Linked DNA regions of Homo sapiens: region 2 is linked to region 1. A link is a loop called in an ENCODE intact Hi-C map of the cell type or tissue named here. Cell type or tissue: dorsolateral prefrontal cortex. All regions are shown on one strand. Links, peaks and the distances in the headings refer to the core of each region. The heading gives the core; the rest is flanking DNA.

Region 1 (5,368 bases), core at 90-5,089:
TGGTAGAGATAATGATCAATAAATACTGAGGGAACTCAGAGACCGGTGCGGCGCGGGTCCTCCATATGCTGAGCGCCGGTCCCCTGGGCCCACTTTTCTTTCTCTATACTTTGTCTCTGTTGTCTTTCTTTTCTCAAGTCTCTCGTTCCACCTGAGGAGAAATGCCCACAGCTGTGGAGGCGCAGGCCACTCCATCTGGTGCCCAACGTGGATGCTTTTCTCTAGGGTGAAGGGACTCTCGAGTGTGGTCATTGAGGACAAGTCAACGAGAGATTCCCGAGTACGTCTACAGTGAGCCTTGTGGTAAGCTTGGGCGCTCGGAAGAAGCCAGGGTTAATGGGGCAAACTAAAAGTAAAGTCTCTCATTCCACCTGATGAGAAACACCCAGAGGTGTGGAGGGGCAGGCCACCCCTTCAGGGTAGGGTCCCCTCCATGCAGACCATAGAGCACAGGTGTGCCCCAAAGAGGAGCAGAGAGAAGGAGGGAGAGGGCCCACGAGAGACTTGGAAATGAATGGCAGGATTTTAGGCGCTGGACTTGGGTTCGGGGCACCTGGCCTTTCCTTGTGTATTTCTCCTACTGTCTGCCTAACTATTTAATACAATAAAAGAAAACCAGCCCCTGGTTCTTGTGGTGTTTCCACCCTCCCGGGTCCCCGCTGGCTGCCTGGCTTCCTCCCGCAGCTCCTGCTGTGTGTGTATGTGTGTGTGTGTGCACATCTGTGGGGCGTATGTGTGTTCGTCTTTGTAATTGAGGCTGCAGAGTGGAGAGAGCAGGGGTTTTCTCTGGGGACCCAGAGAGAAGGAGGCGTTTTCACCACAGCCGAACAGGGCAGGACCCCAGCACCCGGGACCCAGCGGGACTTTGCCAAGGGGATGGACCTGGCTGGGCCACGCGGCTGTTTGTGTAGGGAAAAGAAAGAGAGATCACACTGTTACTGTGTCTATGTAGAAAAGGAAGACATAAACTCCATTTTGAGCTGTACTAAGAAAAATTATTTTGCCTTGACCTGCTGTTAACCTGTAACTGTAGCCCCAACCCTGTGCTCAAAGAAACATGTGCTGTATGGAATCAAGGTTTAAGGGATCAAGGGCTGTACAGGATGTGCCTTGTTAACAATGTGTTTACAGGCAGTATGCTTGGTAAAAGTCATCGCCATTCTCCATTCTCCATTAATCAGGGGCACGATGCACTGCGGAAAGCCACAGGGACCTCTGCCCGAGAAAGCCTGGGTATTGTCCAAGGCTTCCCCCCACTGAGACAGCCTGAGATACGGCCTCGTGGGAAGGGAAAGACCTGACCGTCCCCCAGCCCGACACCCGTAAAGGGTCTGTGCTGAGGAGGATTAGTAAAAGGGGAAGGCCTCTTGCAGTTGAGATAAGAGGAAGGCCTCCGTCTCCTGCATGTCCTTGGGAATGGAATGTCTTGGTGTAAAACCCGATAGTACATTCCTTCTATTCTGAGAGAAGAAAACCACCCTGTGGCTGGAGGTGAGATATGCTAGCGGCAATGCTGCTCTGTTACTCTTTGCTACACTGAGATGTTTGGGTGGAGAGAAGCATAAATCTGGCCTATGTGCACATCTGGGCACAGAACCTCCCCTTGAACTTGTGACACAGATTCCTTTGTTCACATGTTTTCCTGCTGACCTTCTCCCCACTATCGCCCTGTTCTCCCACCGCATTCCCCTTGCTGAGATAGTGAAAATAGTAATCTGTAGATACCAAGGGAACTCAGAGACCATGGCCGGTGCACATCCTCCGTACGCTGAGCGCTGGTCCCCTGGGCCCATTGTTCTTTCTCTATACTTTGTCTCTGTGTCTTATTTCTTTCCTCAGTCTCTCATCCCTCCTGACGAGAAATACCCACAGGTGTGGAGGGGCTGGCCCCCTTCATCTGATGCCCAATGTGGGTGCCTTTCTCTAGGGTGAAGGTACTCTACAGTGTGGTCATTGAGGACAAGTTGACGAGAGAGTCCCAAGTACGTCCACGGTCAGCCTTGCGGTAAGCTTGTGTGCTTAGAGGAACCCAGGGTAACGATGGGGCAAACTGAAAGTAAATATGCCTCTTATCTCAGCTTTATTAAAATTCTTTTAAGAAGAGGGGGAGTTAGAGCTTCTACAGAAAATCTAATTACGCTATTTCAAACAATAGAACAATTCTGCCCATGGTTTCCAGAACAGGGAACTTTAGATCTAAAAGATTGGGAAAAAATTGGCAAAGAATTAAAACAAGCAAATAGGGAAGGTAAAATCATCCCACTTACAGTATGGAATGATTGGGCCATTATTAAAGCAACTTTAGAACCATTTCAAACAGGAGAAGATATTGTTTCAGTTTCTGATGCCCCTAAAAGCTGTGTAACAGATTGTGAAGAAGAGGCAGGGACAGAATCCCAGCAAGGAACGGAAAGTTCACATTGTAAATATGTAGCAGAGTCTGTAATGGCTCAGTCAACGCAAAATGTTGACTACAGTCAATTACAGGAGATAATATACCCTGAATCATCAAAATTGGGGGAAGGAGGTCCAGAATCATTGGGGCCATCAGAGCCTAAACCACGATCGCCATCAACTCCTCCTCCCGTGGTTCAGATGCCTGTAACATTACAACCTCAAACGCAGGTTAGACAAGCACAAACCCCAAGAGAAAATCAAGTAGAAAGGGACAGAGTCTCTATCCCGGCAATGCCAACTCAGATACAGTATCCACAATATCAGCCGGTAGAAAATAAGACCCAACCGCTGGTAGTTTATCAATACCGGCTGCCAACCGAGCTTCAGTATCGGCCTCCTTCAGAGGTTCAATACAGACCTCAAGCGGTGTGTCCTGTGCCAAATAGCACGGCACCATACCAGCAACCCACAGCGATGGCGTCTAATTCACCAGCAACACAGGACGCGGCGCTGTATCCTCAGCCGCCCACTGTGAGACTTAATCCTACAGCATCACGTAGTGGACAGGGTGGTGCACTGCATGCAGTCATTGATGAAGCCAGAAAACAGGGCGATCTTGAGGCATGGCGGTTCCTGGTAATTTTACAACTGGTACAGGCCGGGGAAGAGACTCAAGTAGGAGCGCCTGCCCGAGCTGAGACTAGATGTGAACCTTTCACCATGAAAATGTTAAAAGATATAAAGGAAGGAGTTAAACAATATGGATCCAACTCCCCTTATATAAGAACATTATTAGATTCCATTGCTCATGGAAATAGACTTACTCCTTATGACTGGGAAATTTTGGCCAAATCTTCCCTTTCATCCTCTCAGTATCTACAGTTTAAAACCTGGTGGATTGATGGAGTACAAGAACAGGTACGAAAAAATCAGGCTACTAAGCCCACTGTTAATATAGACGCAGACCAATTGTTAGGAACAGGTCCAAATTGGAGCACCATTAACCAACAATCAGTGATGCAGAATGAGGCTATTGAACAAGTAAGGGCTATTTGCCTCAGGGCCTGGGGAAAAATTCAGGACCCAGGAACAGCTTTCCCTATTAATTCAATTAGACAAGGCTCTAAAGAGCCATATCCTGACTTTGTGGCAAGATTACAAGATGCTGCTCAAAAGTCTATTACAGATGACAATGCCCGAAAAGTTATTGTAGAATTAATGGCCTATGAAAATGCAAATCCAGAATGTCAGTCGGCCATAAAGCCATTAAAAGGAAAAGTTCCAGCAGGAGTTGATGTAATTACAGAATATGTGAAGGCTTGTGATGGGATTGGAGGAGCTATGCATAAGGCAATGCTAATGGCTCAAGCAATGAGGGGGCTCACTCTAGGAGGACAAGTTAGAACATTTGGGAAAAAATGTTATAATTGTGGTCAAATCGGTCATCTGAAAAGGAGTTGCCCAGGCTTAAATAAACAGAATATAATAAATCAAGCTATTAACAGCAAAAAATAAAAAGCCATCTGGCCTGTGTCCAAAATGTGGAAAAGCAAAACATTGGGCCAATCAATGTCATTCTAAATTTGATAAAGATGGGCAACCATTGTCTGGAAACAGGAAGAGGGGCCAGCCTCAGGCCCCCCAACAAACTGGGGCATTCCCAGTTAAACTGTTTGTTCCTCAGGGTTTTCAAGGACAACAACCCCTACAGAAAATACCACCACTTCAGGGAGTCAGCCAATTACAACAATCCAACAGCTGTCCCGCGCCACAGCAGGCAGCACCGCAGTAGATTTATGTTCCACCCAAATGGTCTTTTTACTCCCTGGAAAGCCCCCACAAAAGATTCCTAGAGGGGTATATGGCCCGCTGCCAGAAGGGAGGGTAGGCCTTTGAGGGAGATCAAGTCTAAATTTGAAGGGAGTCCAAATTCATACTGGGGTAATTTATTCAGATTATAAAGGGGGAATTCAGTTAGTGATCAGCTCCACTGTTCCCCGGAGTGCCAATCCAGGTGATAGAATTGCTCAATTACTGCTTTTGCCTTATGTTAAAATTGGGGAAAACAAAAAGGAAAGAACAGGAGGGTTTGGAAGTACCAACCCTGCAGGAAAAGCTGCTTATTGGGCTAATCAGGTCTCAGAGGATAGACCCGTGTGTACAGTCACTATTCAGGGAAAGAGTTTGAAGGATTAGTGGATACCCAGGCTGATGTTTCTGTCATCGGCATAGGTACTGCCTCAGAAGTGTATCAAAGTGCCATGATTTTACATTGTCCAGGATCTGATAATCAAGAAAGTACGGTTCAGCCTGTGATCACTTCATTCCAATCAATTTATGGGGCCGAGACTTGTTACAACAATGGCATGCAGAGATTACTATCCCAGCCTCCCTATACAGCCCCAGGAATAAAAAAATCATGACTAAAATGGGATAGCTCCCTAAAAAGGGACTAGGAAAGAAGTCCCAATTGAGGCTGAAAAAAATCAAAAAAGAAAAGGAATAGGGCATCCTTTTTAGGAGCGGTCACTGTAGAGCCTCCAAAACCCATTCCATTAACTTGGGGGAAAAAAAAACAACTGTATGGTAAATCAGCAGCGCTTCCAAAACAAAAACTGGAGGCTTTACATTTATTAGCAAAGAAACAATTAGAAAAAGGACATTGAGCCTTCATTTTCGCCTTGGAATTCTGTTTGTAATTCAGAAAAAATCCGGCAGATGGCGTATAATGCCGTAATTCAACCCATGGGGGCTCTCCCACCCCGGTTGCCCTCTCCAGCCATGGTCCCCTTTAATTATAATTGATCTGAAGGATTGCTTTTTTACCATTCCTCTGGCAAAACAGGATTTTGAAAAATTTGCTTTTACCACACCAGCCTAAATAATAAAGAACCAGCCACCAGGTTTCAGTGGAAAGTATTGCCTCAGGGAATGCTTAATAGTTCAACTATTTGTCAGCTCAAGCTCTGCA
Region 2 (5,368 bases), core at 54-5,053, 140 kb before region 1:
CGTCCCCCAGGATAAGGGAATCGGGGCCTGGAACCTGTAGGGAGAAGGCATTCTCACCACTGCCCACCTGCTACCCTGCCTGCAGCTGCCAGTCAGCACCCACGGGGTCCACACCTGGCACCGCGGCCTCAGGAACTGGGCCTCAAGGAGCCGTTAAGAGCCACATAGTGACCCATGGCCCTGTCCCTGAGCATCCATGGCTGAGGGGCAGGGGCTCTGCAGCGGGAGGGAGGCCACAGCTGGCTACTGCAGACACCCAGGGCTCAGCCTTTTGAGCTACGCAGTCCCAGGGGCCTACCACTCAGGGCAACCACAGGGAGGAGGGGCCTCGTCTAGCCTCTTTGATGGGCACGTGGGCATGGGCTTGGGCTTGGGCTAGGGACAAGAGCCTCAGGAACCACAAAGCCAGAAGGCGATCAGGGCCAATGTAGGCTCAATGCACTTGGCCAACCAGACCCAATCCCCCACTGGACCCAGGAGTCCCAGGAAGATGACATACCCGGAGCCCTCATCTCCAAGCAGGGCTACCGCCTCCTGAGAGGCATGGCCCCTGCATGCCTGCAGACTCAGACCCTTGACAAGGAGCCTAGACTCACTGCTCCACCATGTGACTCTCTCCAGGAAGGACATCAATCCTGAGGGGAGAGGTCCCCAGGGATGGGGCTGGTCTGGGTGCACGGGCCCAGCCACAGGCCTGCCTCTCCGGGTGGCCCAGAAGGAGGGACGGCGCCCTGGGGCTGTTCAGCATTCCTGATCACTGCAAAGACCGCCCTGCGCTGCTCACCATTCCAGTGACCACAGAGCACTCATGCAACTCAGGGAAGAAAAATGTGCTTTCTCCAGCAGGTCTCAAATTCTTCCAAAGTCTTCCCATAGGCCTTACAGAGTGACTAATGGTGGAATTCCACGCATCCTGGTACCCAGTGCTCCTGGAGCCAGCCGCCCACCTGGCCTAGGACAACGCTGGCCAAGGGACAGATGCCAAGCCTGGACGTCCCGTGCCAGCCCCTTCCAGGACACCCTGCTCCTCTCCGTGGGTCCCAGCTCTGGGTGCACACAGGCAGGGTCCTACCAGTCACACAAGGCCCTTGGTGACCCAGGCAGAGCCCTGAGGGGTGTGGCCTCAGGGGATGTGGCCTCTGCTGGAGAGGCAGGGCTCAGGGGGGGCCCTTCACGGGGTGAAAGCTGTGGGGAGAGCTCCTGGAGGCAGGCCTGGGGGGACAGGGCTTGGGCGTGCAGGGGGCAGGGGGCAAGGCGGGGGAGGAGTGGGGGGCAGGCCACGCCTCTTTACCTGCTCGCCTCATCCACAGAAGGTGCCTTAGGACCCGTGAGCCGGCCTAAACTTGTACATGGCAGGCGTCGGGGGGTGGCGGAGGCTGGTCCTCTGCACCGACAGGGCACTCTCTGGGGATGTAGACCACTGTCAGACTGAGGTCAGATGGGGGTCAACCCATGTCCCTCCCCAGGTGTGGCTGCCCCGACCTCACCAACACTGCCTGGGCGTGGGGTCTGCAGGTCACTGCTGAACGTGCCAGCCTCCATCTTGGGGGGGCAGCGCCGGCCCCAAGTCCAGCGGCTTATCTAGCGGGTCCAGGCTGCCCTTGGACTGGGAGGGGGCGGGGTCAGTGGTGTGTGGGGCTTGGATGATGGGCAAGGCTTCGCTAGGGATTCGACCTGGAAGCTAGTCCTCTCCCCAGAATCTGTCTACGGCTCCACCTACCCCATCCACCTCTTTTAGGCCCCCCCTAACTTGCCTGTTTCCCCATCCAAGGGCCTGACTGCCAGCTTAGGCCCGCACCGCAGACACTCACCTCCAGCAGACGCCCTCTTCATCGCAGGGGTGGGGCGGGGCGCGTCGAGGACCGAAAGTCGCTTTGGGGCCGGCGCCCGTCTCCCCGCAGCCAGGTCCACATCCAGGCGCCGCCGCTCCGGCCGGGCCTGGCCGCGGGACAACGCTAGGCGTGCAGGGCGAGGGCGGCGCGGGCCTCCGGGAGGATGAATGTCTTATGGAATCAGGTGGTTTGACACTCGAGGAATCCGCCCAGTTCCCCTGGGCCGGCCAGGGCGGGCCGGGGGCGGACCCGGGCTGGGCCTCGCGGTGGGCGGGGCGCTCACCTGGGCGCCGGCGCGGGCGCGGGCCCGGGCTGGGGCTGGGGAGCACGGGCCGGCGGGAGCGCGGGCGCGAGGGGGGCGGAGGGGGGTTCTTGGGCGGCGCAGCGGGCCGGGGCGCGCTGCAGGCCAGGCAGCAGGAGGCGCTCAGCCAGCGCAGTGCACCCGCGCCGCGCGGGCCCAGACAAAGGTGGTGTATTCCTAAAGAGGCGGCGGCCCCTGCAGGAGGCCGAGGGGATGGCGGCCCGGGCCGCAGTGGGCCAGGCCCCAGGCCTGAGAGTGTGGCGGCCTAAGCTGGCCCGCTCCCCAAGCGGGCAAGGGCTTTGTCCGGAGGCCTGGGCATGGCCTCTGCCTACCCACTCCCTTCCTGGCCTCACGAAACCCATGAACCCCTCCCCGCCGGCCCCCTGCACAGAAGCCCTTGCTGGAGCACGGTCGCCCCCATTTTTCAGTAAGAAACAGGCTCTGCACTGTTTCTTAGGCTTAAGAGAGTTCTGGGGGCCCTCCTGGGCCTTTGTGGCCCTCTCTGCACCACCCTAGGGACGGGATCCAGGCCTGATGTTACCCGTAACCCTTCAGGGGTCTCCCACCTCTTCCCGCCTGCGGAATGGGGACTCCAAACCCAGAAGACGCTCTCGGAGGCCACCTCCTTAGTATCCCCCACTCTACCAAGCCAGCTCTCATGGGGCAGGGGGGAGGGGGGACGGGCATGGGGCCAAAGAACCCAGTGACACCCCTGCACACAGGGGTGCAGGTGTCCCTTCTCTGCTTTCTGCTCGGGGCACCCACCGGGCCTCACTGATGTGCTCCTAAGTGTATCCCGGGGTCTTGAGACAACTGCCAGGCTGCCCCTGCACCTGGAGAAGTGCTGGGAGTCAGCTCAGCCGGGCTGGGTCCTCCCCAGGCCCACCCTGCATGAGAGGACCATGCAGATGAGGGTCTTGCAGGCCCACCTGGTGTCAGTCTGTAGGACCCTGACTCAGGGATGGAGTGGGCCAGCCTGAGGCCTTGATGGCCCTCCTTAGAGCCCAGGTCCACTGACATGAAGCAGAGAGACCTGGTGACTGGGCAGCCCTGTGCTCTCTGCCTGCCCCTGGCCATGGAGGTGGCCCTGAGGGACATGAGCAGGGTGCAAGGCTGGTGGCCTGCCTGCTTTGTCCAGAGGAAGTGAGGACCTACCAGAGCCCTGGTGCTCCCATCTCAGCCCAGTGGCAGGCAGTTTCGCGGGACGGAGACATACTGGATGGGCCGGGCCCTCTGCCTGGTGTGGAGGCTGCACTGTCCACACACCTCTGGTTGCCACTCTGTAGCCCTCATCACCTTGGCCTGCTTTATCCCTATCACCCTTGTCCCAGCCTAGGCTTACCAGGGCATTGTGGAGTGCATGCCATTCCCAGTCGCACAGAAGGTGAGGTGGGGCCCAGACACCCCCCAGCCACTCTGCCCCCTGGCCTCCTGAAGGGGTGGGCTGTGCACACACTGCCACCTCCCCAGGGGGTACTGGCTGCCAAGTGCCACCATCTCAGCCCTTGCGGTGGCTCAACGGGTCCTCCCAGAGCCACATCAAGACGTCGTCATCCATTGCACAGATGGAGAACCTCAGGCGAAGCTCACATAGCCAGTGGGAGGCTGAGGCCTGACCCCCAAACAAGCATTCTTCCTCCAGGGTCCCTGCACACAGCAGCCTTCAGACTAGGAACTGAGCTCTTGCCACAGGGATGTATCAGACCCTAGATGAGTCATGTGGCACTGGCCATCAGTCTGAGGACAGCACTGGGGTGGACCAGGCTCCAGTCTTGGGCTGCTCTGTGCTTGCAGAGAGGCCTTGAGACACTTCTGTGCTTACTGTGCAGGCGTCACTTCCATTATCAGTGACCCAGAGCGGCCCACTACAGCTGAAGATTGTGACCCCACCCCCTCTCTCATAGGTTTAATGCCCCTCCCACCCCTCCTGGAGCAGCCGAAGTGACCATTCTGGGGCATGGGATGGGCATGGGAGGAAATGGGGAGCCAGGGCTGCCCTGGAGACTTCTGGTATCAGAACCCTCTCCAGCCACCAAGCCCAGCTGTCCCCAGTTGCTCTGGGTTGGGGCCTGGGCCTCCACTTCCCCACAGGTCTGTGCAGTGGGAGCAAGGCAGAGGCCCGCAGAGGGACAGGCTGGTTTCCTGTGTCTGCCAGCTTGGTCAGCACCTTGGCCAGCGCCCTCCCCGCTGGAAGCTGGGCCCACTCCTCGGTACTGGCTGGCTGATTAGGTGTGGGCCAGCGCTGACAGGGAGTTATGGGGGTGCAGAGGCAGGACAGGCCATCTGTGCCCAGCTGATCTGAGTGCCCAGGTTTTCTGGACACGTGACCCTGGGGATCAGGAATGAGCTGGAGACTGGAGACAGCTGTGCCCTCAGGGCTGGACAGACCTGTCACACCCTGCCTGGGCTAGGTCAGCAGGGCCACACAGGCATCTGCCTCAGTTGCTCCCCACCTCACACCCACCCTGTAGGGCACATCCTCTGCCAGTTTGCTCAGCCCACCAACCCCCTCCAATGAGGCCAGAGGCTGCCTCACCTCCAATACCCACCCCCAACCTGGGGCTCGGCTGAGCAGGGGTCAAGAAGGGCGAGCACGCATTTCGAACTTGCCCTGGTTTTGAGCTGAGGGAAGCAGAGGATGCAGGAGTTGCCCACTCCAGAGGCCCTGGGTGTGCGTGAGGAGCCCTGAGGCTGGGCTGAGCCGCTTGTGGGAGACACTGTGCCCCCTCCATCTGAGATCGGGGCCTGGGTGCCCGGGACACTACAGACCTTTTGGGGAACCTGGGAGTCGGGAAGTCTAGAGATGGGACCCACAGGCTGGAGTCTGGGCTTTCATCCACACTCCCCCCGCCCGACACTCCCCCAGCCACCGCCTGCACATCAGGGGAGACAACATGCCCCCACGCCCACCTCTGTCCCCAGCAGGGCTGTTCCTCCCCTCATCTGCTCGGATCAGTGTTTTCTTTAACTGAGCCCCATGGTGGCGAAGGGAGAGCTCCAGCGGACCAGGCAGCAGAGAGGGGAGGGGAGAAGCCCTCAAACAGGCCATGCGCTCTCCACAGAGCCGCATACAGCAGGAGGGGGCTGGGCAGCCGGCTCAGAGCCCATTCTCTCCTGGGTACTCTTCTGGAATGGCCCCCGGCCCCACTCTGTTCCAAACATGGGACCGTCCAGCCTGGGCAACAAGAGTGAAACTCCATCTCAAAAAAAAAAAAAAAAAGTAGGAATTAACTAA

What was found. Peaks named below come from ENCODE experiments on the same cell type or tissue, not always from the same donor. Only the 100,000 strongest peaks of a DNase experiment are listed, where the experiment ranks them.
Region 2: it touches region 1 in a loop (4-fold over the local background); 58 of 110 quality-filtered maps call a loop at or near these places.

What each region holds. Positions count from the first base shown.
Region 1 is chr22:23,536,834-23,542,201 of GRCh38, forward strand. LOC124900476 (endogenous retrovirus group K member 5 Gag polyprotein-like) reads left to right here and starts at 48. Exons shown (of 2, transcript XM_047441690.1): 1 at 48-303; 2 at 1,928-5,368. The coding sequence starts at 2,041. The coding sequence ends at 3,912. It overlaps PCAT14 (prostate cancer associated transcript 14), which reads left to right and starts at 1,269. Exons shown (of 4, transcript NR_109832.1): 1 at 1,269-1,491; 2 at 1,928-2,005. RefSeq lists enhancers at 1-234, 1,467-2,081, 2,769-3,063, 2,789-3,083 and a silencer at 1,289-1,583. In dorsolateral prefrontal cortex, for the core only: a CTCF peak has its summit at 2,951; a DNase peak (open chromatin) is centred at 2,918; H3K4me3 peaks cover 604 bases.
Region 2 is chr22:23,400,550-23,405,917 of GRCh38, forward strand. It overlaps the pseudogene ZDHHC8BP. Among named protein-coding and RNA genes, the nearest start is that of LINC01659, 30 kb to the right of the region's middle. In dorsolateral prefrontal cortex, for the core only: a CTCF peak has its summit at 2,316 (motif pointing left); a DNase peak (open chromatin) is centred at 2,282; H3K4me3 peaks cover 1,267 bases; H3K27ac peaks cover 1,582 bases.